Regions from separate parts of the Homo sapiens genome. Here region 1 is linked to region 2. A link is a loop called in an ENCODE intact Hi-C map of the cell type or tissue named here. Cell type or tissue: PC-3. All regions are shown on one strand. Links, peaks and the distances in the headings refer to the core of each region. The heading gives the core; the rest is flanking DNA. Region 1 overlaps PGM1 (phosphoglucomutase 1). Region 2 overlaps LOC105378771 (a long non-coding RNA gene).

Region 1 (15,779 bases), core at 2,663-10,662, 75 kb after region 2:
GAACAGATACCTCCAAAGTTGCCCTGAATAACCAACAGCTTGGTCATTCCTTTGAATATACAAAAAAACAGGCGTGAGGATGCACCAAGTCCTTAAAAATGTAAGCAAAACACGGAAAAAATATACATATGTTTTTCTGAGTACACAGGGTTGGATCGAGTTTTTATTTAGAAAAATAATATGAACATGAGATTCGTTTTTAACATTTTCTCAGTTTTAAGCATACTTGACTTTTAATAAAATGTTTTTAGGGAAGCAGTTTAAGTCCTTTGTATTTGAAGAAACTAGGATGTTTAAAAATATTTTACCTAAATAAATTTCATATCTAATTCCATTTGATCCCTGAGATTTTATTAATGATCTATTTAAATACATACATGTGTGTTCTCAGCCAGGCATGGTGGCTCACACCTGTAATCCCAGCACTTTGGGAGGCCAAAGTGGGCAGATCACCTGAGGTCAGGAGTTCGAGACCAGTCTGTTCAACATGGTGAAACCCTGTCTCTGCTAAAAATACAAAAATTAGCCAGGCATGGTGGCGTGCACCCGTAGTCACAGCTACTTGGGAGGCTGAGGCAGGAGAATTGCTTGAACCTGGGAGGCTGAGATTGCAGTGAGCTAAGATCGTGCCATTGTATTCCAGCCTGGACAACAGACCAAACATGCACTGAGGAATTAAGGTTTTGAAGGGAAAAGTGAATCATCCCTTGAGCAACAAAATCTGAGTCTTTTTATACTAACTTGTCAAGTAGCATCCGAAAGTAGACAGGCACTGGTAGCTGCCAACTGCCCTCTGTCAAGAATGCCGCTGTGTTCCGGGGCTGCTCTGCACAAGACCAGCAGGAATAACAGGCTCACAAGCAGAAAGTAGGCCACTGGCAAGGGAGCCCCTTCAAATGACAAATGGGCCTGGCCCATGTGCAGGAAATACCTCGAGACATAACATTAACACAATTCACAAAACACATCTATTATGTTGAAAACCAGTCAGCCAAAAGACGACTACTTTTTATAGCTTATTTTGGGCTCTTAATTTGTTTTTAAAAGTCAAATTCTTTAGAAATTAATTGAAAAAGCAAGCATGCTTTATTAACAGTTTACATAACCACTGTTTTTCAACGTACTATAAATGATTTTTTAAATTCCTATTTTGTAAGTTCTGTGCCAAGTTTTCCCTGGTTTTATATGGGCTTGTGAATTAGGCTGGCATGTGTGTCTTGACATATCCGATAATAGATCCAGATTTATAAAATATCATTCCAATAATCTTTTCATTGGAATAACAGAGCAGCCAACCACATAATTGGTAGTTTTCTTAATGAGATCTTGAAATCCCAGGGTAAATTTGGGGGTACTTGGGCACAAGGATATTCCCACATCCCATACCAAAGCCTCTCTGCCCACATAATACACCACACTCCAGCATAGTCTCTGCTGGCAGCCTCCCAGTCTCTCGGTGAAGTTCTTTCTGAGGGCAGAATTACGAGAGCAACATTTTAAGCAACGACACATGCCAGGCATGGTGTTTGTCAATATGCAAAACTATACCAAAAGAACATAATCCTTGCCCTAGAAAAGCTTCTATTCTAAAAATGGGCCTGATCATAATTTTATGAACACTATAGAACTCAACCCCATATAAAAATATTACCAGAAGCAGCAATGTTAGATGGACTGTGAAGTATAGTAAAAAAGAAGAGACATTAAAAACATTAAGCTTCCTAAGACACTCAGACTAAGTGGGGCAGCTATTAAGAAACTCATTTGTTTTAGCTCTCCAGCAAAGGTTGAACTTCATCTTCAGAAACGTTACTGTCGAGCATAGCGAACCCAATTTGGCCTAATGAATTCGCCTGCATTGCCAGTACTCCTTCACAATGACACAAATTACATTTAAACCATATGGGGGATTTAAGGATTACTCCCTTCAGACAAGGAACTTTCATACTGGTCTTGGGTCCAATCAATTTCACAATGGCAGAGTTATGAACCCCTTCGCTCCCAGCCTTGCAAAGACTCCAGCTTCCATTTGCATCAGCAGTGATACCTTCCCAGTAGAGCATAGCAGAAACCGTAGACTTACCAATCCTTTATTCACTCTTTCTTTTCTATGTTTCTTTAAAAAATATTTAATGGACAGTTAATAATGGTGTCCCAGGCCCCATGTGAGGGCTGGCCTGAATGGGTTCACCTCTTCACACCAAGAATTCTTTCTTAGCTAATGTCCCAGGAGTGGGCATAAGGGATGAGCCTGATAACCCTATTTCCAGGCATAAGCACTAGAAAGAAAGGCAGAAATTTGGCTTAAAGCAGCAGGGTTAATCAGACACTCCAGCCCAAGGCCCTATGCTTGTGATGGCTGCAGGTGCCTGTTCCAGAGGGCTTGAAGTGTTTGTCCCCAAGAGTGGAAAACGGTTATTCATTTCTCCAGCCACCAGTAACTAAGCAGGTAGTAAATGCTCAGCCCCAGGCAAGGCACTACATTCTAACGGGAAGGGCACAGGTTCAGCAGCCAGATACAACTAGGGCTCAAATCTTTCACTGTAAAATGTATGAGAGGTACAATCTAGAGCAAGTTACTTAACTCATCTGAGCCTATAAAATGGGGATAGCTCTGAAGTTTGTTCAGAAAACTGAAAACAGGTCACATGTGAAAACACCCAGTACTGTGCCTGGTATAAGGTAGATTATCGGTCATTGTCAGCCCCCTTGTCCTTCTGAGCCTCAATTTCTTCATGAAATAATACCTCTCTCCCAAGGTTTTTGCGAAGATTGCCTCAGTTAATGTCTAGGAAAGCCTTTATGAACTGGAAAATGATGTAAAGATACAATTTTTTTTCTCACATTCTGAGTGGGGTTGGAGATAGAAACAAAGGTGGATGGGCCTCTGTTCTCAAAAAAGTTCACATCAGAAAGGAGCCATCATAGCGGGATGGCCTTGGTGCTATCCTGAAGGTGTGTTTACAGAGCTGCGGCTCTGAAGAGGTTGCAGTGACAGGGATGAGACTGGAGAAATAGTTGGGGCAAGTCTATGGAGCCTTGTGAACCGTGCTAAACTTTATTTTGAAAGTGCTGGGGAACTATGGAAATTTGTAAGCAAAAAGAATATAAACCAATATGTTTTTGGAAAGTTGACTGGCTGGCAGTGATGCCTTGAATGGCTTGGAGAAATAAGAGTGGAAAAAGATTAACCAAGGCTTGCAAAAAGGGTCCCATCCTTAGCTGGGGTGGCTTTGAGGGTCCCAGTCAATGTGATCTTGTCCAGCACTGTTCCTCTGCCAGCTTTCTACACACAACTTCAACTCTGAGTTCTTGGCCCAGTTTGAGCACTGCTTTTGTTTTTTTCCTCTCCTACTGTGAAGATACTCCTTGAACAACCTCTTTCCTCTGACCCTTTTTCCATACTGTGCTTTCTACTCATCTCCTCTCTTCTCTGAGAACTGTCCCCCAACTATTCCATGAGAGTGAAGGCCTGAGGCCAGGTGTCTACTCCAGGACCCTGACTCCAGGCCATGAGCAAATGGGGTAGACCCCTGACTAAAGCTGGACCACTCATGTTTTCTCTCCTTGGAATCTAGAATTGGGACTCAAAAGTGTACTAGCCAGATTAGGTTAGCCCTTGAACCAGAAAGACAGGTAAACTTATGAGCTGTGGGGCAAGAACAGTTGAGGCATGAGAATATCCACAGAACTGCTGCTGACAGCCTGACAATATGTGAGAGTCCGTGACAGCTATGCAGGATCCAACTCGGGATCATTCATACATCTCTAAGAGTTGTGGATCTGATGTACGGGAAGAATCAGAAAAGAATTCGAAATAGTATCAAGCAGAAAATAGGTTAGATGAATCTTCTCACGTAGGTAGGGCTTGCAGATTCATCAGACCTGAGAATCGGGAACAGGGGCTGGGAACACAAGCCACTGGAGAATCCCTTTTGGCGCTGGTATTCTGGACTCGGTGCCTCCACATCCAGACCCTTGGCCGAGCCACACCTCACCCAGCTGGTGTCACCCCAATTCAACTGGAAAGGTAACCCCTCATCACTTGAGGTGAGAGAATGGTTTTTTAAGTAGGCATTTTAAAACATACTCTCTTAAAATTAAGTGTACAGATGATGAAATATATCACATAGGATACAAATAATAAAATGAACATAGTATTAATATTTTTGGAGTAAGGGGGGGAAAACTAGGTATATTTGGCATTTGAAATACATTTAAGAAATGTGGGATATTAGTTTATCTAAAGATTAGCCTTGTGGTTCCAGTTTATAATTAAGTGCAGGTTGTGTTACTTATTTAGACAGGATTTTAAGTTTAAGGAGGTATGAGAAGAATTTTATGAGAAGAATTTTATCAAAATTATAAACATTAGTGGAACATTCCAGAAAACTTGGACTGTATTATATTTATAAGTTTAAGTCATCACATGCAGACAGTATACTATAGTACTTGAGGGAATGGCCTCTAAAGCCAAAGTGACAGGGTCTGAACCCTTATTCTACCAGTTACTAGTAATATGATCTTGGACAAGTTACTTAACCTCTTTGTGCTTCCATTTCCTCATCTGTCAAGATGGAGATAATGATAGCAGCTCTACTTTACTTGTTGTAGTCAAGTTTGAATGAAGCAATTTACAGATAGTTCTGAAACCAGGGTGGCTATAGTATGCCCTGTACAAGGATCTGCTGTTATTATTTGATTACATGAGAACAACTTGAATACTTGAAAAGTTTTCCTTATTAGACAAGGAATTTTAAAAGAAAACAAATATTTGACTTAAAAATTTGAAATATTCATAGGTGCTTGATTAAATGAGTTTGTAAAAAAAAAACCACACACACTGAGAAACCTAATTTCCATTGACAAATGGGTCAGCAGAGAGAGAGGAAAATGAAACAGATGTGCTGAGACAACCAGGAGACGCTGCCTGGGTTCCTCTTGTTTCAGGGTCTTTTTTTTTTTTTTTTTTTTTTTTTTTTTGTGGGGAGGCAGAGTCACTCTGTCTCCCAGGCTGGAGTGCAGTTGTGCAATCTCTGCAACCTCTGCCTTCCAGGTTCAAGCAATTCTCGTGCCTCAGCCTCCTGAGTTCTCGTGCCTCAGCCTCAATCCCACCTGAGCTGGGATTACAGGTGTGTGCCACCATGCCCTGCTAATTTTGGTAATTTTAATAGAGACAGGGTTTCACTGTGTTGGACAGGCTGGTCTCGAACTCCTCATCTCAAGCGATCTGCCCGCCTGGCCTCCCAAAATGTGTCTCAGGGTCTTGAAGTCCATCTGCCCCACCACTGCCTGTGGCTGCAGGAGACGCCCCTCTCTCTGTGTGCAGTCCTTGTGTGTCAGGCCTCATAGGGGCTCACTGAACCCTAATTGGGCTTCTGCTACTTATAGCTGCTTACATCTCTTTACAGGGCTGACCAGGGCTCCGTAGTACCTGGGTCCTGTTTGCCAGCTGTGAGCCAGGCCTCACCTGCTGTCCAGTACAGGCAAGAAAAGGAAGAGAGAACACTTCCTCCCCTTCTCCTTTGAGCTCCCTCAGTCCACAGCAAGGAGACAGGCCGAGTACCATTTTCTGACTAGGGGACCGTGGGCAAGGGATGTAGGCTCTTTGTGCCTCTATTTTCTCACCTTTGAAACAGGGATTGAAAGTGGTAGCTACTGCATAGATTTGTTGTATTAAGAGACAGGAGTTTACAAATGTAAAGAGCTTAGCACCAGCTGGTTCTAGTGCTTTGCAAGCCCTGCGTAAGTATTAGCCTTTAGCACTGCTCTGAATCTGAAAACAAGCAGGCGTGTTTCATACCCAACAATTGGGACGGGCCATTGGCTATGTGCATTTTAGTAGAGTTAGGAAATGTTCTCTAAAGAAAAGGAGAAATTACATTAAAATTGGAAGAAGGTACAAGGTCAGAAGAATTACAAGGGCCAGATGGCTTAGAGCTCTACAGAATCCCATGTTCACAGAGACTCCTGAAGTAGATTTTGAAAATAAAAACAAACATAACAGCTGCCTCTGCCTCAGAGAGTGTACAACCTTTAGCACGCGTCAGTTGGCTGTCCATCTGTTCACCCATCCATCTACCCAATATGTCCTATATAGACCGATGTGTTGTATTCATTTCACCAGGCACTGTACACCTCAGGAAGACTCAAGTTGCCAAGAAACTTTTGGTGCAGAAGGAGAGATAGATAAGCCAACAAATCATTTTAAAATGGAGTAAAAAGTACTCATCTGGGAGCCTACAAGAGAGCTATGAGCACTCACAGGGCAGACAAGAAGCCATGGAAGGCATTCTCCATCTGCATAATTGCCATTCTGAACCCATGTGGTTACGTCTGAAAACAATCTCCTCAATTTGAAGATGTGCAAGGCTTAGGAACCCCTTTTCATAAGTAAGGCACGTGTGAAGGAGTCTCCTGTTTTATCAGAAATGACCCATATTCAAACATTTTGACCTATAAAAACAGCCATTTATGTGGTTCATATAACATTTTTCTATGTCTTTTATTTCCTTTTTGGAGAATTCTCAAGACAATTTGAATTTCAATCCCTTAAGAATATTCACTTGGCGCTAACAGAAGAACTTTCCCCATTCTAACTTACCAGGAGCACAATTATTAAAATTCTTTGGTAAAAAGAGAACCAGTTAAGGAATCGCTTTATTTTCAAATCATTCATGGTCATATGTTGCCCTCTTGTGGTGGAAAATGGAAAAACAAGCAAGATTGCCAGCAGCCTCGTAAGGGGCAGTGCTTCACTCACCTCTGCCCAGAGCAGCCTTGCACAACTCTATGGGCTCCCTTCACCAAGATCACAAGGGAAATTGTGCCCCTTTAAGTTTTGTGGCAGGCAGTGGTTGGCCCTCCATCAAATAATTAAAATATGGTGGGACTCTGGGGCTTTTAAGAAGAGGAGAGAACTCCTGACCTCAAGTGATCCGCCTGGCCAACATGGTAAAACCCCGTCTCTACTAAAAATACAAAATTAGCCAGGCATGGTGGCAGGGCCTATAATCCCAGCTACTCAGGAGGCTGAGGCAGGAGAATCGCTGGAACCCGGGAGGCGGAGATTGCAGTGAGTCGAGATCGCGCCACTGCACTCCAGCCTGGGCAACAGAGTAAGGCTCTGTCTCAAAAAAAAAAAAAAAAAAAAAAAAAAAAAAGAAGAAGAAGAAGAGGAGAGAAATGGTGAGGTTATTTTCTGTCTGTCTCATTATTAAGATCATTTTCAATTATATGGTCTGGCCAAAATAGGATGTCCGGCTGTAAAGGACATGAAAGAAGGTGGCCACAAAGAGGGAACATCCTTTTCGATGGGGTCCTTGTAAGCCAGAGTTTCCATAAAATGCAGAGAGTGAAGCCTCCTTTAGAAGGTTCTGAAAGTAAATGAGGAAAGGTATGTGTGAAATGCTTCTCACAATGCCTGGCCATATAGTAGACACTCAATAAATGTTATCCAAACTACTAAAAACAGAAAGGGTATTGATAAGGACTGATCACATCCTTCTAACACATCCCCTGATCTCGAAAGCAGGTAAGCCTAGGTAGGAGGGCATAGATGCAATGGGTTTATCTGTGGATAAATACTGATTAAACATCTCCAATGGTCCAGGCACTGGAGGAATGGGACAGGTAGCAGAAGGAGGATTTAAAGAATCAAGTACAGTCCCTGCTGTAACCACTGGGCTCTGGAGTCAAACAGGCCTGAGCCTGAATCCTTGCTTTGCTCGAACCTTCTAGTGGTATATGGCCTTTCTGGCCTCAGTTTCTTTATTTGTAAAATAGTAAGGACAATGATGCCTGCTCAAAGGTAGTAGAAGATAAATTCAGTAGGCCACAATGTGCTGGGTCATGTTTCAAATGCATTACAAGCATTAACTTATTTAATCTTCACAACAACTGTATAGGGGCTTATTATTCTCAGCCCTTATCCTAGGGATAAGGAAAATGGGGGATACAGAGATTATGTCATCTGTCCGAGGTCAGGTAGATTGTGGAGATGGGCTTTGATTTAGTGAACTGTCTGTATATCATTCATTTTACATATAGATTTGATTCAGCCAACCCAAGTTAGAAGGCTTGCTCTAAGAAGACACCAGGTCATACGCAGTCTGTCTCCAGAGCCCAGACATGTAACTATCATGCTACCTTGCCTTGTAATGTAATATGCAGCCAGGTGAACAGCAAAGACTCAATAAACAAGAGCTTTTAAAGCATGTGGGTAAATGTGGGCATCTGTGGGAATTCCTTAGATGGGCAGTGGCTCATGGGGGCAGCAGCAAGGCATTCTCTCTTGGCCTCAATCAAGGCTTCAGTGAGAGCAAGGCTTTAGGGATATAAAAAGTTGGACTTTCCTTAAAAAGTTTAGGAACCCCTAGACTGTAGCGCTACATAACTATTAAAAAGGGTCTTGAGGAATAGAGCACAGTGGAAATCCAGGTTCAAATTCCAACTCTTGATACTTTTTAGTATCTTGGAGATCTTGGGCGAATCACTTAGCTTCTATTTCTGCATCTGTAAAACAGAAGTCTAAATACCAATCAATTAAGAGTTGTTGAAAAGACTATATGAGATCATGTAAAGTGCTCAGCACAGTGAATATCATTACATGTAGGTTTTCATGCAGGCTTAATAACAACTCAGTGGTGTAGGTATTCTCACTATTCCCATTTTACTGATAAGGAAACTGAGGATTAAAGAAGTTACACGAGTTGCTCCAGGACTCACAATAAATTGGAAAGGCAGGCTTCAACACCAGTTTTAAAGCCAAAGCTCACGTTTCTCATCATTGGGCTATGTATGGCTCCTTTGGATGATCAAATTTGTTTAAACTTGAAGAAAATTAAGAGGAAATAGATCCCAAGTGACTCCCAAAGGGCTACTGCCCAAGTGCAAAGTATATGTGCTTTGGTGTCTGTACAAAACCCACCTGCATTTGGTGGACAGAGTATAGATGTCATGGTTGAATGGTGCACTACTCCCGCCCCCTCCAAAAAAAAAAAAAAAAAAAGATACATTGAAGTCTTAACCCAGGAACCTGGGGATGTGACCTTATTTGGAAATAGGGTCTTTGCAGATGTAATCAAGTTACAATGAGAGCATACTGGATTAGGGTGGCCCTAAATTCAATGACAGGATTTAGGAGAGGGAAATTTGGAGACAGAGACAGAAGAGATACATAGGGAAGAATGCCACGTGAAGACAGAGGTAGAGATTGAAGTTACACTGCACCAGGGATTGCTAGCCACCACCAGAAGCTAGGAAGAGGCAAGGAAAGAGTCTCCCCTAGAGCCTTCAGAGGGAGCATGGTCCTGCTGTCACCTCGATTTCAGACTTCTAAGCTGCCAGAAGTGCAAGAGAATAAATATCCATTGTTTTAAGCCACACAGTTTGTTACAGCAGATAGCAGCCCTAGGAAACTGCTAAGTGCTTAAAAAAAAAAAAAAAAAAAAAAGATAAGCCAACTCCTTTTGCAGCAGAGTGGCTGGTCTGAGTGACAGGCAGTCTGGGTAGACTATTCCTCTACCCTGCCCCCCAACCCCCTACACCTTTTCTTTGCCTCAGAGTGTTTGGTTTCTAGCATTAAGTAACCCTGCATGGGCCATGCTCCATATACACAAACAAGCTTCCTCCTTTGCTCTGTGGTATGGAGAGACTGCATCTCACTCATTTTTAACCTCAGTACCTGGAATGGGGTTGGGCACATACAGATAGTCAATAAATGTGTGAGTGACTAAAATATTTAAGTGAGAGCATCAAACGACCCCTGTAATTAGTGTTTCTGAGCAAGGAGGCGAGTTTTCAGGCAGGAGTCAGGAGTGGTTTCCCTTCCTGAGACCAACCTCAAATAGAAAATTACTCCCCTAATCACAGACAACTTCCCAAAGCACAAGGTGTCTACAACAGAGGGCACTCTGCCTGGAACTGGCATTCCAAGTAGTTGCAATAGCACAAAGTCTTGTGCAACAATTACGAACAGAACTAGAAACTGCAATAGTGAAGGAAGTAGAGCCAGTTAGTCTGCATGGTTGAGGCTGAAAGCTTATAATTGCTTCCCAGGATAACTGCAGGCAGAGTGATGAAGGAGGGGTCTTCATGGCGCTACTCAACATGAGGTAGAAAAGTGGTGAGAGTAAGAGAGAAAAAGAGATGAATGCAAGCGAGAAAAAGAGGGTCCCAGCTGACCTAGCATCCCAGCCCCTTTCCTAATATTAGAGCAGTAGGATACAACACAACCACACTGTATGTCAAAATTTTTTTTGCGTCTATAAATGTATAATTTAACTTAGTGAACTATATATCAATCATTCTACGTATGGGTTCAGGCCAGTTGACCCAAGTTAGAAGGCCTGTCCCAGTGAAGACAGTAGGTCACATGCAGATGGTGTCACGTGTCACGTAACCTGCTGGTTAAAGAAAGAGAGTCAGAGCAAACTGATAGAGCCTTTTTTTTTTTGAGACAGAGTTTCGCTCTTGTTCCCCAGGCTGGAGTGCAATGGTGTGATCTCGGCTCACTGCAACCTCTGCCTCCCAGGTTCAAACGATTCTCCTGCCTCAGCCTCCCAAGTAGCTGGGATTACAGGCACGCGCCACCATGCCCGGCTAATTTTTGTATTTTTAGTAGAGATGGGGCTTCACCATGTTGGCCAGGCTGGTCTCGAACTTCTGACCTAAAGTGATCCACCCACCTTGGCTTCCCAAAGTGCTAGGATTACAGGCCAGGCGTGAGCCACCACGTCCAGCTCCTGATAGCCTTAATATGTTACTGGGCAAATACTTCAACCCAATCCTCCTTACAAATAGCATTTTCTGAGAAGGAGTCTCGCTCTGTTGCCAGGTTGGAGTGCAGTGGTGCAATCTCGGCTCACTGCAACCTCCACCTCCCCTGGTTCAAGCGATTCTCCTGCCTCAGCCTCCCGAATAGCTGGGACTACAGGCATGTGCCACCACACCCAGCTAATTTTTGTATTTTTAGTAAAGACAGGGTTTCACCATGTTGCCCAGGATGGTCTTGATCTCTTGACCTTGTGATCTGCCTGCCTTGGCCTCCCAAAGTGCTGGGATTACAGGTGAGAGCCACTGCGCCCGGCCTACAGATAGCTTTTTAGGTTTTTGATCCTGTCTCCAAAATCCTCCCTTCCCTCAGGGCCATAAGAGAATTCCCAGGCTGGGCCTTAGGATAATTCCCAGACTGGGTCTTATGTTGGCCTGTGTATAAAAGAAAGCCTCAGGGGTTAAGGACCTGTGTGACCTCAGGGGTTAAGGCAGCTGAGTCACCGGCGGCCTCCCTCTTCCCTTCCTGCAATGCTGGAGTTAGGATGAGTCCTACTTTACAGTCTAAGGCTGTGCTTTTACTTTCTACAAGGATCTCCTTGTTTTGCAAGGGCTGCTCCCACTACACAGAATGTCTTCTTCATACCCCCATGTCTACACTTTTTCCTGGCTTCCTCTTTATCATCCTTCAGGACTTGGCTTAAACACATCTCCCCTGGGAAGCTTCCTCTGACCACCCCTGCGTGTTCCCCTCCCTAGGGCCCCCAATACACCCTAACGAGGCACTTCTCACACTATATTGCAATGCCCACTTGCGGAGACCGTTTTATGCACTACTGCATGCCCCAAATACACAGCACTGTATTAAGCAATAAGAAAACATTCAGTAAATGTTTCAGGGATGGAAAGCACCCCATCAAATCTTATTCACGGAGATTTCTGGAGCAAGTGGACCTAATCAACTATTCACCAGAACCACTATCCTAAAACCATAAGGGGTAGACCTGGCATACAAACACCAAACACCGTAACCAGTACTTAAGCTACTCAGGATCAATTTTGCTTACTTTGGGGCTGGCTGCTGTGTTCTTTTGAGAAAACTTAAGTATCAGGCTGACGACATATTACTGAAAACCTAAAGTTATACAGAACAGTTCTCCCTCCCCCCAGGCTCTGTGCATGAAACACTCTCTGTAAGAAAGATATTTCTGTTCTGAAATTTATAAGCTAATAGGTGTAGAGCATCTTGACAGGTCATTGGCAAATCTGGGAAGAAGAGAAGTTAAAATGAGGGGGTAATGGCCGGGAAACCTTTTGCAAGAAGTTTAAAGTGTCTGTATTTCCCATCAAAACCCCCAACATATTAATTTCACAAATGAGTAAAGAAGCAGCTCAAGCAATTTGCCCAAGATTAAACAGCTAATAACTACCATGTCCAGGAATCAAACTCAGATCTCACACCAAAGATTATATATACTTTTAACATAAATTTTAACATAAAAGATGTAATTTTGATATTCCACTAAGATTCTCAAAATGGCAAAACGCCTGTAACTTTTTTTTTTATTATTCTTTAGCACATCTGAATTTTGGACTTTGAGAGAACTAGACGAAACTGTGTGTAGAGATTTGTTTTTGGCAAGAGGCTTACATTAGTCCAGTGGAATGACTTTCCTGAAGCAACATTACAGTTTCAAAAACAACCAAATAATTCATATTTGAGTGGCACCTTAGAATTCACAAAACCTTTGTATGTACATTATTTCATTCTATCCTCATAAAATTCTCTGATATAGCATATATTGGAATTAATCCCACTTTACTGGTGAGAAAACAGTTTTAGATAAGTTAAGCAGTATACATGATATTGTACAATTAATTATGAAACTGAAATTTGAAGCAAAATCTCAAAGTCTTCACTTCCAACCCACTACTATGAACTGAGGTTATGTGGTAAAATTAGGTAGCCACCAAGTGGTCTGACTTCCATTTGGAACCCATTGTAAGTTGAAAATATCATCAGTCAAAAATGCATCTGATCCACCTAACCTACCAAACATCATGGCCTGGCCTAGCCTACCTTAAATGGGCCCACAACACTTACCTTAGCCTAAAGTTAGGGAAAATCATTGAACACAAAGCCTAATTTATAATAAAATGTTGGAAGATCTCGTGTAATTTATTAAATACAGTACCCTGTATTGTACATTATTGGTCGTTTACCCTCGGGACCGCGTGGTGGACTGGGAGGTGTGGCTCACTCCTAGAGTATCATCCTGCATTTTGCTAGCCTGAGAAAAGATCAAAATCCAAAATCCAAAGTATGGTTTCTACTGAATGTGTATCACTTTTACACCACTGTAAAGTTGGACAACTGTAATTCATCATTCCATGGTAAGTCAAGGACTGACTGTAATAGAATTCGCACCCTGTTGTAACTACCCATGGAGTGCCTGTCTCCCCCACCAGCATGAGCACCCTAAGCACAAGGACTTTGTCTTACTCATCCTGTACCCCCAACCACTGTGCACAGTGCCTGGCATACAAAAGTGTTCCGCAATGCTTGTCAAATGAACACATTCACATGTCCCAGGAGGTTTCCAGAAATGCCAGCATACATTTCTTGCAGCTTCCCATCTGCAGCAAGACATTGGCCTGGGCCCAGTAACCATTCCACAGATCCATCCTGAAATATCCATCCTTAGCTAGCCACTGCTAGCTGGTGACTCAAAACAGGTGAAGATCTCAGATTGATGGGCCTGTGGCTGAGATTTAGAGCAACTGTGAACCTCTGCCTGACAGAAAAAGTCCAAGGGATAATGTGTGGACAGAGGCAGGATAGGACAGCCAAAAAGTGAGGGTGGTAAGAGGCACAAAGACCCTCCCTAGGCCCATCTTCTTATCCCCTCCCTCTGCCTTCCAATGGCCTCAGTATTTGGAATAATCATAATAATCATAGAATCATCAGAATCTTCTCTTTACTAACCAGTTACAATGTCAGGCCCTATAACAAGTGCTTCACAAATTTTATTTCATCCTCACAAGAATCTTTCAAGGCAGATATTACGATTACTCTTTCGAATACCACTTCTACATATGGAGGAGCTGTCTATGGCAAACTGTGGGGTAAGTGATTTTCTCATGGATTTGACCACAAAGCGGTTAGAGTGAACTGTGTGGCCCAGCCCAGAGAGGAAGCTGGGCTTTCATGACAGGTGCCAGTCTTATCCCTGATTCCATCTGAGTTTTCTACACTGATTTCCCTTTTGCTTCATTTCAAAATCTTCCTTTAAAAAGCACTTCATCTTGTTCCACAGAATGCATTTTTCAAAGTCCCCATGGAGGTGGTATAACCTAATAGTTTTATTGCTAAATCAAAAGGCCTTTCCCTGTCCCCACCCAGTTATACCATCCCAGATCCATTTTCTGGCCTCTGAAGTCAGGGGACAATTTCACACAGTCGAGGTGGGCACTGGCTTAGCATTTGGGTTTCAAGTTCTATGGTTTAGAGCTGACAGGACTCTCTTCCTCGGTCAGGGCCGGGTATTTGGCCATTTTGTCGGTTTATATTTTAACAAACCTTCCCATTTTGTACAGCTCCTAAATGCCTCACCAAAGCAGGTTTAAACGTTTACCAGAATGGAAGAGAACTGTATCCCCAGGCCACTGCGGTAGGCTGCAGAAAGCAGAATGCCAGACTCTGCCTCAGCAAGAACTGTCTCTTAAGCTCCTCTCTACAGGTCAATGTGCTTGAACAGTATAAAATACAGTAACTCCCTTTAAACAGTTATGCCAGTTGAGTACATTCATCTCAATTAGCATTATCTCTTTCAAAACAATCACCTTGGGAAACAACATATTTATTCAAACAATGCTGACACCTCTCTAACTCTTTTAGTGGGTAACTGTTTTTACTGTCTGCGGCACTTTCTTTGAAAGTCCTCAGTCATGACAAATCTCATCCTTTGAGAATAGATTTGAACTTTGGAAAAAGACAAAAATTGGCTGGAGCCATGTCTAATGAATAAAGTGGGTGATCAAATCTTGTTACATCGCTTTAGGTGAAAAATGAGGCATGACTATAAAATAATGTGACTGGTTTTCCTAGGTGACCCATAAACTGACTGGCTGAAAGATAATTCCCATAGAGGAGTTTCAAATGCTTTGAGCACTACACGCATCACTGGAGTGCGTGCATGGTTCCCAGAGTGGCGATTTGGCAGGGTACGATACTAATTTGGATATATAAGTTCAAATATGTTTATAAAAAAAGAAATCTGATTGCTTACCCTCACGAAAATGAAGAAGCTATTCTGGAGAAATGTCGCCTCCTTTTTTTGACAGCCTGGTCTGCTGTGGACAGAGAGTCTGCCAAGAAAGACACACTTATCTTCTGCAGAACGCCTTCGCTGGGCACACCACCCATCCCAGGCACACTCGCCTATCCCAGGCTGGCCCTGAGCTCCCATGACCATCTCTTTTTCCTTCTGTGTTAGCTTTTATAATACCTAATGGTTACTGTCTGGTTTTGCATGTGTCAATCTTCCCCATTCAACTGGCAGCTCCTTGCGAATGAGGACATCTTTAACCCTCCCATGCTCAGGACAAGGCACACAGAAGCATGGGATACTAATTCCACTGCTCCTGACACAGCCCTTACTTTGCTTCTCATGATCCTGTGGTTTCACTTGGTAAATGGAACTTCCCCTGCCTGGCAACCAAAACTGGACATTTGGTCCATGTAAAGTCTACCCACACAAACGTAGAGACTGAAAGTAGACTAACGGCTGCTTAAGGCTGAAGGGGTAGGGAAGCAAGGGAGATTGGCTGCTAATGTAAGGGGTTTCTTTTAGGATCATGGAAATATTCTGAAGTTAGATTGTGGTGATGGTTGTACAGTTCTGTGAATAGACTAAAAAATATTGAATGATTCACTTTAAGTGGGTAAATTATATAGTATGTGAATCATACCTCAATAAAGTAGTTTAAGACTCGTACAATGGCAA
Region 2 (15,779 bases), core at 2,575-10,574:
ATCAGCATCATAGGAAGACCAGCTCTAAGCATAAGCCCAACCTTTAGCTCATATCTAGGACATTAGGTCTATGTTGTCTTTGAACCTCAAGCAGGGTACCAGTAGAGAGAATAGTGAGGACCAAATGAGATCATGTTCACCTACGTACTTATTCAGTGATGTTTCTGAGTATCCACTATTGCCCAGACGTTGTGCAAGGCACTGGGCACTGAGGACACAGACAAGATGGAATTGTGCACACTGTTTGAGGATGCCTCCTAGCCTCCCTTGCAGTTAAGATTCGTCATGTGACTGAAGTTTGGCCAATAAAACATAAGCAAAAGTGATGTGCAACACCTCCAGGAGTGGCCTATAAAATCTCCTACACAATCCTCCATGTTTTCTTTCTTCCTGCTTTTGCCAACAGATGAAGAAGGTTCAGAAAAGGACTTTGAGGCCCCACAAAATGAGGGAGCCATAAAATGGATGGATCCTGGATCCTTATCACTGCATGGAGCAGAGGCTCCTGCCAACCCTACGTTGTCTGGACTTGATATGAAAAGAAATAAATTTTCATTATGGGAAGCCACTAAAACTTAGGGATTTTTTGTTGCAGCATTTAACCTGTCCTGACCAATGCACGGCCCTTCACCTTTTGGTCCCTGCACTCTCCGCAGACCTTACATTTTTCTGTTCCAAGAAAGACCATCAGAGAGTCCTTCATCTTCCTTCTGCTGCATCCTTGACTTGTCTATTTGTCTTCTCCCTTGCATTCTCCATCCCCACCATCCACCAGGATGAATCCATCCACCTGGGTCCTTGACCTCATCCTTCTATCGCTTTGTATTCTGTTGACTGTACTCTGCCTAAAAAAAATACATTCAACTTTCTTCTCTCCTTAAATACAAGATAGTCCCATTCAGTGTTTGAGTAGCTGAGATAAATCATCCTCCTTATCATCCCAGGAGTCTGGAGAGATGGAGAGATACCCAGATTCCACAGATAGATATGGGGTTCAGGCAGGGGTCCATGTCTCCCTGGAGCTCCCTTGATCTGGCCCTTTGAAGGGGATACCTATTACCTAAAATAAAGCATGTGGATAAAATTTTAAAAAAAGAAATAAAGTATGTGGAAGGTGTTTATCAATTTGAATCCTCCTAAAGCAACTGACCTATTTGCCTCTGACCCTTCGTGTCTTAGTCTGGTTGGGATTCTATAAAAAATATCATAACCAAGTAGCTTATAAACAACAAGAATTTATTTCTTACAGTTCTGGAGGCTGAAAAAGTCCAAGATCAAGGCAGATTCAGTATCTGGTAGGGGCCCAATTTTCGGCTCATAGACAGCACCTTCCACATGGCAGAAGGGGCAAAAGGTCTGTCTCAGGCTTCTTTTTTTTTTTTTTTTTTTTTTTTAAGATGGAGTTTTGCTCTTTCACCCATGCTGGAGTGAAGTGGTGCTATCTCAGCTCACTGCAACCTCTGCTTCCCCAGGTTCAAGTGATTCGCCTGCCTCAGCCTCCCGAGTAGCTGGGATTACAGGCATAAGCTACTACGCCCAGCCTCAGGCTTCTTTTATGAGGGCACTAATTTCATCCATGAGGGTTCCAACCTCATGACCCAATCACTCCCAAATGCCCCACCTCCTAATACCATCACCTTAGGGTTGGGGATGTCAACATATGAATTTGGGGGCACAGAAACAAGCACTTCACAAGTTAATTTCTGATGAATAGGTCAGAGTTACTCTTTCTGCCTTACCACTCATTGACACCTTAGCCCACAGCAATCTGGCTTCCTCTCCCACTGCTGTCATGATACTTCTCATTCAAAGATCATTAGTGATCTCTAACTGTCAGCTCCAAGGGACTGTTCGCAGGCTTTTTCCAGCTTAATCTTTCAGAAGTTCCTGACACCTGACCAGCCTCTCCTCTAACTCACCCTTGCACAATGTTTTCAGCCCTTCTCTCTCCTGGTTCTTTCTGCTGCCTCTAAATGGAGGAGTGCCCCCATATTCTGCTCTCAGCCAACTCTTTTCTCTCTAAATTTGCTTATTTGGCAAATAGGGCTATTATTGCTACAGATAATAAAAACTAGCGTCTATGGAATATGTATCTGAGACAAGTGCCAAGCATACCACATGCATTATCCTGCCTAACCCTAACAAAAACTCTGTGAGGTTAGTGGTGTCATAATCTCATTATAAAGATGAGAAAGGCTAGGCAAAAAGCAAGGTTAAGTAAGTTGTGCAATGCCACATGGCTGGCATGGGTTGGAGCTAGACAAGGCCAGTGCCTGCCCATAGCATGCCCTTTTTCAAATATGAAATCACCATTCTCGTCCACTTCCAAAAAGGGCACCCTATGGGCAGGCACCGGCTTTCCTCTGGGCAGGTGCAGCCCCATTTCAGAGTACTTGGTTTGGTAAGCACAGGGAGCATTTAGCCCCACTCATCTCCTTAACCAAGCTCCCTACTGCAAGGCACAAAGTACAAGAGTGTACAAGGCACTCATGGAGCCAGAATTCAAACCCTGGCCTCTCTAACTCCAGAGACACCGTGTCTCACCAATCCCCTATGCCCCTACCTCACAGCATGTTGTGAGGATTAAAACTAAACAGATCATGAATGTAGAGCACTTGGCTCAGAATTTGATGTGTAAGAAGTACGTGATATAAAATAGTCACTATTATTGTCATATTATTCATATCACCATTCCCATCCACTTCTAAAGCTTCAACAAACTCATTCATCAAATGTTTAATTATTGCTCATGTGCCAAGCAGTACGCCAGGTGCTGAGGTTTCAAAGATGAATAAAACACTGTCACTGCCTCATTGTATTGAAAATCTAGCAGGAAAGAAAGCCACACAAACAATGAACTGAAAAAGTGCCAAGCACAGTAACCAGAGGTGATACAAAGTGCTGTGTGAGCACAGAGAAAGCATTACACCAGTCTGGGTTAGGGACAAGGACCAAGCAGATTTTATGACGGCTTCAGAAGGGAAGGAAAATTTTAAAGGAGTCTGGATCGTTAGATGCTGGCTAGTCTAGATGACTTGGAGGGACAATCTAGAGAGAGGAAACTGCAGGAACAAAAGCAAGGCATGGCAATAGGGAAGGACATGGTTATGTGGCCTGGAGTTTGCACTTGTCAACCAGAAGTCATTGAAAGTATCTAAGCAGGGCTGGGATGCAGTCAGATCTTGGTTTTAGAAAGCCCTGGCATCTATAACAGTGTTTGCACATAGTAGGAGCTTAGTAAATGTTTAGAAAAATGGATGAATGAATGAATGGCTTGAAGGAAACCTAGCCTCCATGGTATAAGCACTGAAGACATTCACACATCAATTTTAAAGTCCTCTGGGGTTGCATAAACATGTGTGCTCACACTGTACTGTGGGAACAAACTTGTATTTACAGAATGTTAGCACTGAAAGAGTCCCTGATGAGGAACCACTCCTGTCTAACTCTACCAACCCAGAAGCTGAGGCCCAGAGAGGGAAGTGGCTTGTTGAAGTGATTCATCTCATGACCCAGTCTCAATTTTGGCTGCTGCAAGTGTGACCATCCATAAGTCTAATGGCCTTTCTAAGTTTCTGATTTGATGAGGTGCTTGCTTTAGGGATTCTGTTTTTTCTCGAACACACATCTTTCATATTTCTATCTCCATAACTTGCTTATATGCCTGGGCCCCTGCTAGAATGCCTGCATCTGTATTCTTTCCAAAGATGATTCATCCTTCAAGCCTCTTTTCCTCCAAGAAGCCTCCCCTGACTACCCTGGCATAAGCGGTCTTTACTTTCACTAGCAGCAGTTCTTGAATACTTATTGTATGCTAAGAACTGTGCTTGGCAATTTACATTCATGCATTATTTATATGTAATAAATGTAAAATGTGTTTACATTTATTACTTAATCTTTACAAGAGGCCTATTAAATGTGGGCTATTGTTATCCCCAGTTTACAGAAAAGGGAATGAAATCCCCATCAATATAAGAGCTAGTCGTGTACTACACAGTGGGTTAAATTCTTTCCATGGATTATCTAGATTATCCTCACAACAACCCCATTAAGTTGGTACTGTTACTATCATTTTCACTGAACTGACAAGAAACCTGAGTCTCAGAATGGTGAACTTATTCAGATTCTCACAGAGATTAGGTCATGCATCCAGGATCAAACCCAGCCCCACTGGCTTCCCAGTGAGGATGATGACTTGCCCAGGGTCATCCCCAAGCACAGGTGGTACCCCCTGATCTGAAAGCCCATGCTTCACCCCCTGCTCTAGACAGCCTTCCATCACCCAACTGTCCATCCAAACCACCACTCACTTGGTTCTTTTTCTTGGTGGTTTTTTGTTTTTTGTTTTTGAGGCAGAGTCTCGCTGTGTCACTCAGGCTGGAGTGCAGTAGCAGGATCTCTGCTCACTGCAACCTCTGCCTCCCAGGTTCAAGCAATTCTCCTGCCTCAGCCTCCCGAGTAGCTGGGATTGACAGGCACCCACCACCATGCCTGGCTAATTTTTGTATTTTTAGTAGAGATGGGGCTTTGCCATGTTGGCGAGGCTGGTCTCGAACTTCAGACCTCAAGCGATCCACCTGCCTCGGCCTCCCAAAGTGCTGGGACTACAGGTGTAAGTCACCATGCCTGGCCCTCATATTATTTCATTAATGAATTATTCTTTACCCTTTAGATGGTATTTATTCATTTGTGTGTTGATTCATTGACTCTGTAAATATGCTTAGAACTTATGCTAAATGCCAGCTCTTTGAAAAGGTGTTTGATGAACAAGTCAACATGGTCTCTGGTCTCACAGAGTTTGCAATATGTTGGAGTGCCTTTTAAGTGGCAATCCTCATATTATTTATCTCTTTTTTTTTTTTTTTTTTTTGAGTCAGTCTCAGTCCATCACCATATTGGCCAGGCTGGTCTTGAACTCCTGACCTCAAGTGATCCACCAACCTTGGCTTCCCAAAGTGCTGGGATTACAGGTGTGAGCCACCGCGCCAGGCCCTTTACTTGTTATTAAATAGCATGTTTGTTCCTATGTTTTTCTTCTCTAGCTGGATCACAATTTCCTTCTGAACAGAAAACGTGCCTTTGAAACCTCGGTATCCCAACACATGAGTGCTTATGCAGTATTGATTAATTGGTTGATTAATAAGATGACTCAACTACAGAATTAATTTTGCATTTTTTTTTTTAGTATGGAGGTGTTTGTATAAACCAGCAGCCCAAAGGTACATTGCAGAAATGGTGATTGCAAATCCCATTTACTTTTCATACCTTATAAAGTACAGCCCAAAATAAAAATGTCATGTGCTTAAAAGAAAAAAAAAATTGAAATTCATATCTCTCTTGAAGGATTACCTTTTTTAAACACCCCTGAGTCCCTAGAATGCCACCAAGTAGTTGCTCTATAAATACTGTTAATCAATTGGTGCATAGAGACACATTATATCTTAACAGTGAGGAATATTTTTGTTAGGTTTTTGGTCCCCTAGACTTTTATTGTAGCTTAAGTCCCATTGATTTTACACTGGACCTGATTTCTTTATGTGAATTTCCTTCCTCAATAACATAAGGGCCTACTCCCTGAGAACAGATTGTAAAGTTTTGAAATAGCTTTGTACAAGGAAAAAAAAAAAAAGCAAGCAAGCAAGAAAGAAAAGATTTTACTGCCAGACTATTTTTCCAGCTCTTACATCAGAAGTCAGATGTTGCCTGTTGGTTTCCTTCGCTAAGGACCAGCTTTAATCCATCGTGTTGTCGCCTTCTACTGGTGACAAATGGAAGGTGACTTGTTCTATAAGGCTAGGGCGTGGAAGCTTTTTGCCTTTAAAATATTCAGCTGCTTTTGTAGCTAAGAACATTTTGTTTTCAACAGTAAATCTACCAGCCGGTGGCAGGCTCGATTTACTCACCTAAATAAAAATCTTTCCCCAATTCTCAGGGCCCTCCAGGACTAATTTTACAGCAACTCTTACTTTCATTGTATCATATTCATATCCTACAATTTCACTCCATCAGAGCTTCTCCTAAGGAACTCTATTTTTCATCATTGTTTCCTCTGCACCTAGCACAGGTCTGGAGACAGAGTAGTTACACAATAAATGTTCATTGAATACATGTATGTGGAAATTAATTAAAGCATGAAAGGAAGGGAGCTCCAGAGGGAGATTTTCTTTTAATTTTTTTTTTTGTTTGAGACGAGGTCTCACTATGTTGCCCAAGCTGGTCTCAAACTCCTGAGCTCAAGCAATCCATCCGCCTTGGCCTCCCAGACAAACTGCTAGGATTACAGGCATGAACCACCGCGCCTGGCTAAGAGAGGGAGATTTTCTATATGTCTCTCAGCTGGTGGCAAGCTGCAGAAAGCCACATTTGGTTTCGTCATCAAGAAGTGCTTCAAAATTTTCATCAGCAGATTCTAAAATCAGGGTAAAAACTATTTTTTCCCTTTTCCTCTTTTTCCTGTAGCTGAGCAGAATTAAATGCCTGACATTGTTTAAATCAAGGTCATTAGGCTCTCAGACTCTCAGGCTGTGCTTTTCACTTTTTTCTTTGAGGTTCTTGGTAATTGCAGGGCAGCTGAGTTTTTTTTTTTTTTTTTCTAGAAGGCAGAATCAAAGAAACTAGTCAGCATAGCTGTGATGGACATTTGCAGGTTGTACTGTCTAGCATCAATCTTCCTTTCCATTAGGGGAACACCTGTTGTGGGTAGCTTGAAGGGACAGTGCCCTGCCTCCTTCTCCTGGTCTCCTGGCAGCCACGAACCTGGCATGTAAGCCAACATCAGCCAGTTGAATACTCTTTGACTCATGAGGGGATGGTGAAACTTGAAAGGTCATTACAGTTATTTTATAGTAGCAGTTGTGGGGGTGAAGGGCACAGACCCAGGGATAAGCTTGGCTGGAGAGTCCATGCTTCCATCAGGAGGCCATGCCCCAGACATAGCACCTTCCAGGCAGTGAAAGTTGGGGCTCCAGCATCTCCAAGCGTCTTGGCCCTCTGGAGTTGTCTTGTGTAATGGTTAATATTGTAATATTGTAATGGTTAATATTGAGTGTCAACTTGATTGGATTGAAGGATGCCGAGTACTGTTCCTAGGTGTGTCTGTGACGGTGTTGCCAAAGGAGATTAACATTTGAGTCAGTGGACTGGGAAGGTCAGACCCACCTTAATCTGGGTGGCAAAATCTAATCAGCTGCCAGCGCAGCCAGAATAAAAGCAGGCAAAAGAACATGGAAAGAGTAGACTGGTTTAGTCTTCTGGCCTACATCCTTCTCCTGCACTGAATGCTTCCTGCCCTCAAACATTGGACTCCAAGTTCTTCACCTTTGGGACTCAGACTGGTGTCCTTGCTCCTCTGCCTGCAGATGGTCTATTGTGAGACCTCACCTTGTGATTGTGTGAGTCAATACTCCTTAATAAACTCTCCTTTATATATACATCTATCCTATTAGTTCTGTCCCTCTACGGAACCCTGACTAATACACCTTGGCTCTAGCCTCTGTTCCAAACATGGTCTTCCAGACTTTCTGGAAATTTTGTGAGCCCACATTGGAAGATTTTCCAATTAATTACCCTTTTGACTCAACTAAACCAAAATCAGTTTCTGCTACTTGCATTACTTGCATCTGAAAAAAATTTAATGAATTTATAATGAGCAAAGGAAAAGAGAAGTCAAAAAAAAAGAGAAAGAGAAAAAGAATGAAAAAAGGAAGGAAGAAAGGAAGGAAGGGAGGGAGGGAGATGAAAGAGAAAGATCCTGGAGTCTTCTGGTTGGCAAATGTGTGCCTATCATATGCTCAATGTATAGTAGGCACTAAAGTTGGATCAAAGAAAAGTTCCTTTATGAAAAACATTAACATATTACAGGATGCTTGTTTGGTAGTCTCCTTACCTGATCCCCATCTCAGCTCTAGAGTTGAGTCAGATAAACTCAAATCACCTACTCAAAGCATGTGGTCCATCCAGCAGGAACCACCTGTGAACTTGGAGAAATGCTGAATCTCAAATGGTCCCCAGACTTACTGAATCGGAATCTGCACTTACACAAGGTCCCCAGTGCACATTACAGTTTGAGAAACACCGTCTGTGAGACCATAATTACGTTGCTTACTCTCTCATGTCTCAGAGTTTTCATCTGTACAATGTAAAAAATAATAAGACCTAATTCATGTATACGGTAGAAGCATATGAAATTGTAAGTATTAAACCAGTTTGACCTATTCTAACCTACTACTTGTTTTTAGGATTCAATCAAACTTTCCATAGAAAGTGCTTATCACAGTGCCTGGCACAAAGGTAAAATCGGAAAGCCTGGGATGTGGAGAAATGCCTGCACATGGGTGCCCTGCTATTGTGTGTTGGGTTACCTCTCCAGCCTTCACTGTGGCCATTCTAAAATGGGTGCTGTTGTGGATTCATTCATTTAGTGGAAAAATACAGGCTGCCTGTTGTGGCCAGGCACTGTGCTAGGGGCTGGTGATACCGCAGGGTGGCAGAGCTGCTATGCCCCCTCAGGTCTTCTCATTTTGCGGTTAACTGGCCCAACAGACTCTCAGCACCCATATGTCTTTGCTTTAAGGCCTTTCTTTTTTTAAATGGAGGAAACCTGCCATACCCATGTACAAGACAGAATAGACAAGTCTTAGAATTAACACCCCCAGGGCAGCTCTAGCTCCCCCACTCCTCAGGCAGGTAAACTCTAAGGCAGGTATTTGACATTAGCTCCCAGTGTGTCCCCAGTGGAGTTAAGCTCCAGCTTCCCAGATGGTAAGGTGATTTAAAAAATTCATTCTTCACTGGTCTCCTTCCCTACCCTGCCTCGCCTCCCTACTCCCCTACAAGAGTTGCCTGAGACCACTTCCTAAATAAACCATTTGCACTAGAATCTTAGTCTTGGAGCCTGTCTGTGAGGAAGCCCCCCTCAAGATGAGCTACATCCCTGCCCTCAGAGGCACACCCTGGCTCCAATCATTTGCTGTGCTATCAGATATTATTTTTGAATTATTTACTTAACAGCTATTAAGTGGGGCTGGGGATTTCCTATGAACAAATGTCATAAGTAAATGCTGATTTCCTATGAATAAATACTGTTTACAGAAATGACCCAATTACTACTTCTTGTTTACTGGCCAAAGCAGAATCTATGTTCAGGAAAATTTGACAATATTTCCACCCTTTCTAGAGTTCTGGTTCCCTCTTGGGTTTTCCTTGCTGACTTCCTAAAGTGGACTTCTTAAAAAGGCACTTTAAAAGGTTTTGAAAATTAGAAAGTTCCCGGCAAATAGCACGAACTATGCATTCATCCTGTGGTTTTTAGAACTTCAGCAGATTATGCATGAGTCCCACACATAAGAATTTTTGAGTTTCACAAAAACTCAGCAGAGATTAGCCTGGGCCAGCAAGTGTGTGCTTCATTCCATTCCCACTGACGGTCGCCATCTCCCTCGGTGGGAGCAGAACCAGTTTACATCTTGCCAATTTAATCCCATGATGTCTCGGTCCCCTGTGTAACTCAGCATCCTGGCTGGCCACTGCCTGGCTGTCCCTGTATTCACCTTCACCTGCCCTCTTGGTGCTATCTGGGCTGCCTTCCCTTCAGCATTAAGAGACCCTGATAGACAAGAGCTTTGGGGCTCCACAGCCAGATGCCAAGCTGAGCCTTGCACATGACTCAGACTTAGGACATGACTTCTGCAACCGCCTGCGTCCCCACCTGACCCTCAACCCTTCCCCAGACCCTGGGTGGGAGAATAAGAGTCTTGATAGAGAAATCCCCAAGACATGAGCAGCCTTGCTGGGGACTAGGAGCAAGCAGGCATGCGGGACCCCTGGACGGTTCGGGGCCTCCAGAACTTCCTGCAGAGCTTCCTCACTCCTTTTTCTCATGGCAGCTGAAGGAAGTGAGTGAAACGCTGAATCCAATTTGAACTGACAACTACTTAGAGGGCATCTCCTATATCCCTAGCGCCATATGGATCCCCATGCAGGGAGAAAGATGTTTCAGATTCATAACATGTAGTCTATGCATTTGAGGAATTCATAGGCTTCTTATTAGAGAAATGATTTAAACACATTAAATGATTAATTAACAACCTGAATCTGAGTCAGTTGCAGTACAGACCACTGGGTCAGTTTTTTGGAGATGGAAGGAGCGACACGGAGACAGAAAAAATAACTTTTATTAAACATCTACTTCCTGCCATGTATTTAACGTTCAACTGCTCATTGAATCTTCCAATCACCTTTAAGACAGATATTATCATAATTACTATTCTAATTATTATTATTATTTCCATTTAACAAATGAGGAAACTAGAGACAGAATAAAACAATTTGGTTACACAGCCATTGAAGGGGCAGAGCTGGGATTTTAAGCCAAATCTGTCAAATTCTAATTCTTGTGGATTTTTTTTTTCTCACTGCAGCCTTGACCTCCTGGGCTCAAGCGATCCTCCCACCTTAGCCTCCCCAGTAGCTAGGACCACAGGCACATGCCACCACACCCAGCTGATTTTTTTTTTTTTTTTTTTGTAAAGACAGGGTCTCACTATATTGCTCAGGTGAGTCTCAAATTCCTGAGCTCAAGGATTCCTCCCTCCCACCTCAGCCTCCCAAAGTGCCTCACACAGATGTGAGCCACCACAGCCAGCCTTGTGGTCCTAATATTACATCAAATCCAGATTTGGACTGAAATTATTTGATTTAATGTAGGGAGAGAAAATTTCAGTGCGGATGAGGAATCTGAATGGCACGTGAGAGCTGGTAATATTTGGACAGACAGAGGAGGAGGGATGCTGTTCTGAGTGTGAGAAATAATATGAAAGGCAATGTGTCATGGAAATGGATGTGTGATGTCTGGCACCTAGAATAGGACCTGGTGCAGGGAAGATTGTAGGATGGATGGATGGACAGATGGGTGGATGGGTGGATAGATGGATGAAGAAGTGGATGGAAGAAGGGATGGATGGATGGATGAATGGATGGAAGGATGGATGGTGAATGGATGAATGGATGGGGGATGGATGGATGGAGGGTGGGTGGGTAAGCGGATAGATAGATGTGTGTATAATATGATGAGTGGACCAGTGCATGGGTGAGTGGGTGGATGGTTGGATGGATGGATGGTTGGATGGACAGATGGACAAATAGATGAATGGATGGATGGATGGATGGATGAAGGAGTAGGTGAATGGATGGAGGGATGGATGTATAAATGAAGGAATGAATGATACATATATATGGCATAATGGTCACTTATAAAACATAAGTACAAAAATAGTAGTGATTTTTGGCTGGGCACGGTGGCTCACACCTGTATTCCCAGCACTTTGGGAGGCCGAGGTGGGTGGATCACCTGAGGTCAGGAGTTCAAGACCAGCCTGGGCAACATGGCGAAACCCCATCTCTACTAAAAATACAAAATTAACCGGGTGTGGTGGTGTGCACCTGCAGTCCCAGCTACTCGAGAGGCTGAGACAGGAGAATTGCTTGAACCCAGGAGGCAGAGGTTTCAGTGAGCCAAGATCATGCCACTGCACTCCAGTCTGGGTGACAGAGCAAGACTCTGTCTCAAAAAATAAAGAAAGAAAGAAGGAAAGAAAGAAAGAAAGAAAGAAAGAAAGAAAGAAAGAAAGAAAGAAAGAAAGAAAGAAAGAAAGAAAGAAAGAAAGAAAAAGTAGTGATTTTTAAAAAGTATATCAAAATCTTAACTTGAAAACCAATGTTGTCCCTCAAATGTGTCATCTCCAAGAGTCTATGGATATTTTGCCAGGAGGATTTTGAAACTTTGTTTTAAATTTGTACTTTGGGCCTGGCTGAGGCAGGAGAATCGCTTGAACCTGGGAGGCAGAGGTTGCAGTGAGCCGAGATCGCACCACTGCACTCCAGTTGGGGCGACAGAGCGAGATCTGTCTAAAATTTAAAAAAAAATTTTTTTTTTTACTTTCCCATTTTGGAGCTGTGAGATTTTGGGGAATTTTCTTAACCTCTCTGGGCCTAGGTTTCTTCATCGATATATTGGGGATAATGCTTCACAACATTCTTCGGAGGAGAACCAATGCTTGTAAAGCTCTTAACACAGTGCCTAACACTCAATAATGATAGGTAAACTTTACATATAAATAAATACTGTGGAGCAGATTAATTCGAGGCCTTTTTGTGGCCAAGAGCCTACCTAACAAGCATGACCTATCATTTGTTAAAACCATTTTCAGGGAGACAGAAGTAGTCTAGACTAAAGTGTGCTAATTAAGACTCGGAACCACCCCGATTCTAAAATCCAAAAGATAGTTCAGCAGTGCAAGGACTTCAATTCAGGGACTTTGAAGATAGAGTCATGTTGAAATCTAAATGCACCCATTGTTTACTTACACAGCAAATAAGAGTGGATTGCATCTCTCCATGTGGACCCCTCAGGCTGCAGTCATTGCAGCTAGACTGTGGCCACAGCAAGAAGAAGTCATGACAGACTTTAACCAGGGCACAGGAAGAGGCCATAGGGCAGATCCAGGCTTGCAGAGCTTATAAGAGATGGGAGATCTGGCCAGGCGTGGTGGCTGACACCTGTAATCCCAGCACTTTGGGAGGCTGAGGTGGGTGGATCACAAGGTCAGGAGTTCAAGACCAGCCTGGCCAATATGGTGAAACCCTGTCTCTACTAAAAATACAAAAATTAGCCAGGCGTGGTGGCAGGCGTCTGTAGTCCCAGCTACTTGGGAGGCTGAGGCAGGAGAATTGCCTGGACCTGAGACGCAGAAGTTGCAGTGAGCCGAGATCATGCCACTGCACTCCAGCCTGGGCAACAGAGCAAGAGTCTGTCTCAAAAAAAAAAAAAAAAGAAGAAAAGAAAGAAGTGGGAGACGGAGACCTGGCTGGGCACAGTGGCTCACACCTGTAATCCCAACACTTTGGGAGGCCAAGGCGGGCAGATCACCTGAGGTCAGGAGTTCAAGACCACCCTGACCAACATGGAGAAATCCTGTCTCTACTAAAAATACAAAAATTAGCCAGGCGTGGTGGCGCATGCCTGTTATCCCAGCTACTTGGGAGACTGAGGCAGGAGAATCACTTGAACCCGGGAGGCAGAGGTTGCAGTGAGCTGAGATTGCGCCATTGCACTCCAGCCTGGGTAACAAGAGCGAATCTCCATTTCCAAAAATAAAAAAGGGAGACCTTCACTGAGGAAAACAAGAAACAATATTATGATTGCACATTTTACCAAAGCATATAACCACATGAGCACATTGCTAGGGTGCTTCCCAGTGGGGCCTTGCATGGGGTCAGAGCAAAGGCAGGATCCTGAAGCTTAGGCTTCACTAGCCTCATGATACATCCACCTCTGGTCCTAAGAAGCAGCCCCTGCCTCGAAATAGGACTGTTTTGCCTTCAATAAACACAATCTGATCTTGCATATAGACCTACGGAACCTCAGCACCTAAATATACTGCAGAAAGTATCTATCTAGCTCACTCATTTTATATGCAGGGAGAATGAGAAGTGAAGTGTTTCGGTCAAGGTCATACAGACTGGAATAATTAGAGCCTAACAGGCAAATGAATTCCATGGGAAAGAAGGTACCTTGGAAACTTTAAGCATGTAAACCTAAATTATCCTTTTGTAAATCGATATTATCCATACAAATAAAAATCTATTTTAAAAAAGGAACAGCATAACAAAAACATATTAATCTATAGACTATACAAGCAGTTGAGAATAGCTTTTAATAATATTTTCCAAGTATATGGCAAAGAACACTTCTTAAATTGCTTTGAAACTGTCTACCACAATTGAATCATTCACGCATCCAAAAACTATTAAGCATTATCTTATCCCCTGAAAGCAGAGCCCAGGACAAAGATTTGGATGCAGGTAGTTTACTTGGGAGGTGAGCCAGAAAACAGAAAGGAGGGGGCAGGGAGAGGAAGACAGAGAAGGAGGAACAGCCAACAGGAGAGTATGAGCTAGTTACTACTATGAGCAACTACGGTTCACTTCTGCGGGAGCCCCCATGAGAAATTGTGTAGCATACACCTTGGGTAGTTCCTCTGTAAGACTGGAGGCTTTTTATCCATAAACTCCCACCTCTCATTTGTTGAAGATTATCCTAGGGGCATGAACTCTCTAGCTCTTCTGGACTGTGCCTTTTTCTTTTTGCTTTTCCTTGCCTTGCCTCTTCAAAATCCCCAAGAAAGGTTTAGGAGCCAGGCGTGGTGGCTCACACCTGTAATTCCAACACTTTGGGAGGCCAAGGCGGGAGGATCACTTGAGGTCAGGAGTTCGAGACCAGCTTGGCCATGGCGAAACCCTATCTCTACTAAAATTATAAAAATTAGCCAGGCGTGGTGGCATGCACCTGTAATCCCAGCTACTTGGGAGGCTGAGGCAGGAGAATCGCTTGAACCCAGGAGAAGGAGGTTGCAGTGAGCCGAGATCACACCACTGCACTCCAGCCTGGGCAACAGAGTGAGACTCCAGAGTGAGACTCTGTCAAGAAAAGAAAGAAAAAGAAAAAAAAAAAAAGCTTAGGGAGCAGGAAGCATAGAACCGCCTACTACAGCTGTAGCTGAAATCAGAGGTGGGCTTCGGGGCTGTGGCATGGGCCCTCAGGAATGCTTGCTGCAAATATCAACCATGTACCAGGAGTCAATGTCTGTCTAATCCTCTATTTTTAAACCAGGCTGATCCACCTGCATAGTCCAAAGAGCCATGAATATACATCTCAAAGCCACACGGCAGTCATTCAACAAATGCCTGTCAGGCACTCACCATGGCTCCGGTATTGTTTTAGAAACTGAATAGAGAATGGTGAACAAGGCAGACCTTATATCTCTCTTGAACTGTATACTCTTGTGAGGCGGAGAAAATAAATAAAGAAATGAACACACAAAAACACAGACAACTTGTTTGCTAGTAGTAGATACCACTCATGCTGACAATTGCACTGTCGGCATGTAACTGAGGAAGCAGCTGCTTCAGGATGGCTGGTCAGGGAAAACTTCTTTGAGGAGGTGGCATTTGCAGCGATCTGAAGGACATGGGGCCATCATGAGAATATTGACAGGGGGCAGGGGACGAAGGGGATTCTGCAAAAAGGAAGCAGCTAGTGCAGAGTCCGTCAAAAAGCAGCTTGAGGTGGAAGCGGTGGCTCACGCCTATAATCCCAGCACTTTGAGAGGCCAATGTGAGCAGAGCACTTGAGCTCAGGAGTTCAAGACCAGCCTGGGCAACACGGTGAAACCCCATCTCTACTGAAAATACAACAGTAGCTGAATGTGGTGGCGCACGCCTGTAATTCCAGCCACTCAGGAGGCTGAGGCATGAGAATCATTTGAACTGGGGAGGTGGAGGTTGAAGTGAGCCGAGATGGTGCCACTGCACTCCATCCTGGGTGACAGAGTGAGACCTTGTCTCAATAAAAAGAAGCTCAAAGTGTGTGAGGAACCCATGACAGGCCAGGGTAGCCAGGGCGCCAGGCGAGGAGGTTGAAAAGGTCGTCAGGGTGAGATCATGCAATGTTTATGAGCTGGGGCTAGATGTTTGGTTTTTATTCTAAGTGTGTTGTGAAGTCATTAGAAGGTTTTAAAAGGAGGGTGGTATGCTGTGGTTTTGTTTGTAAGAGTTCATTTTGGCTGCTGTGTGGAGAATGGGGGTGAGGCAGGAGTGGAAGCTGTGGATTACCCATTGCTGTAATCTGGGTGCCTTGAATTGTGTGGCACCAGCAGAGAAAAGTGGAGAGTTTCAGAGCATATTTCTGAGGTCAAGTTGATGGCACTCTCAGGCACACTGAA

What was found. Peaks named below come from ENCODE experiments on the same cell type or tissue, not always from the same donor. Only the 100,000 strongest peaks of a DNase experiment are listed, where the experiment ranks them.
Region 1: it touches region 2 in a loop (12-fold over the local background); 21 of 110 quality-filtered maps call a loop at or near these places.

What each region holds. Positions count from the first base shown.
Region 1 is chr1:63,606,935-63,622,713 of GRCh38, reverse strand. The region is part of intron 1 of PGM1 (phosphoglucomutase 1); the gene reads right to left. Among named protein-coding and RNA genes, the nearest start is that of PGM1, 21 kb to the right of the region's middle. In PC-3, for the core only: a CTCF peak has its summit at 6,684 (motif pointing left); a DNase peak (open chromatin) is centred at 6,703.
Region 2 is chr1:63,682,086-63,697,864 of GRCh38, reverse strand. All of the region lies in intron 1 of LOC105378771 (a long non-coding RNA gene), which reads right to left. Among named protein-coding and RNA genes, the nearest start is that of ROR1, 84 kb to the left of the region's middle. In PC-3, for the core only: a CTCF peak has its summit at 5,758 (motif pointing left); a DNase peak (open chromatin) is centred at 5,734; H3K27ac peaks cover 1,670 bases.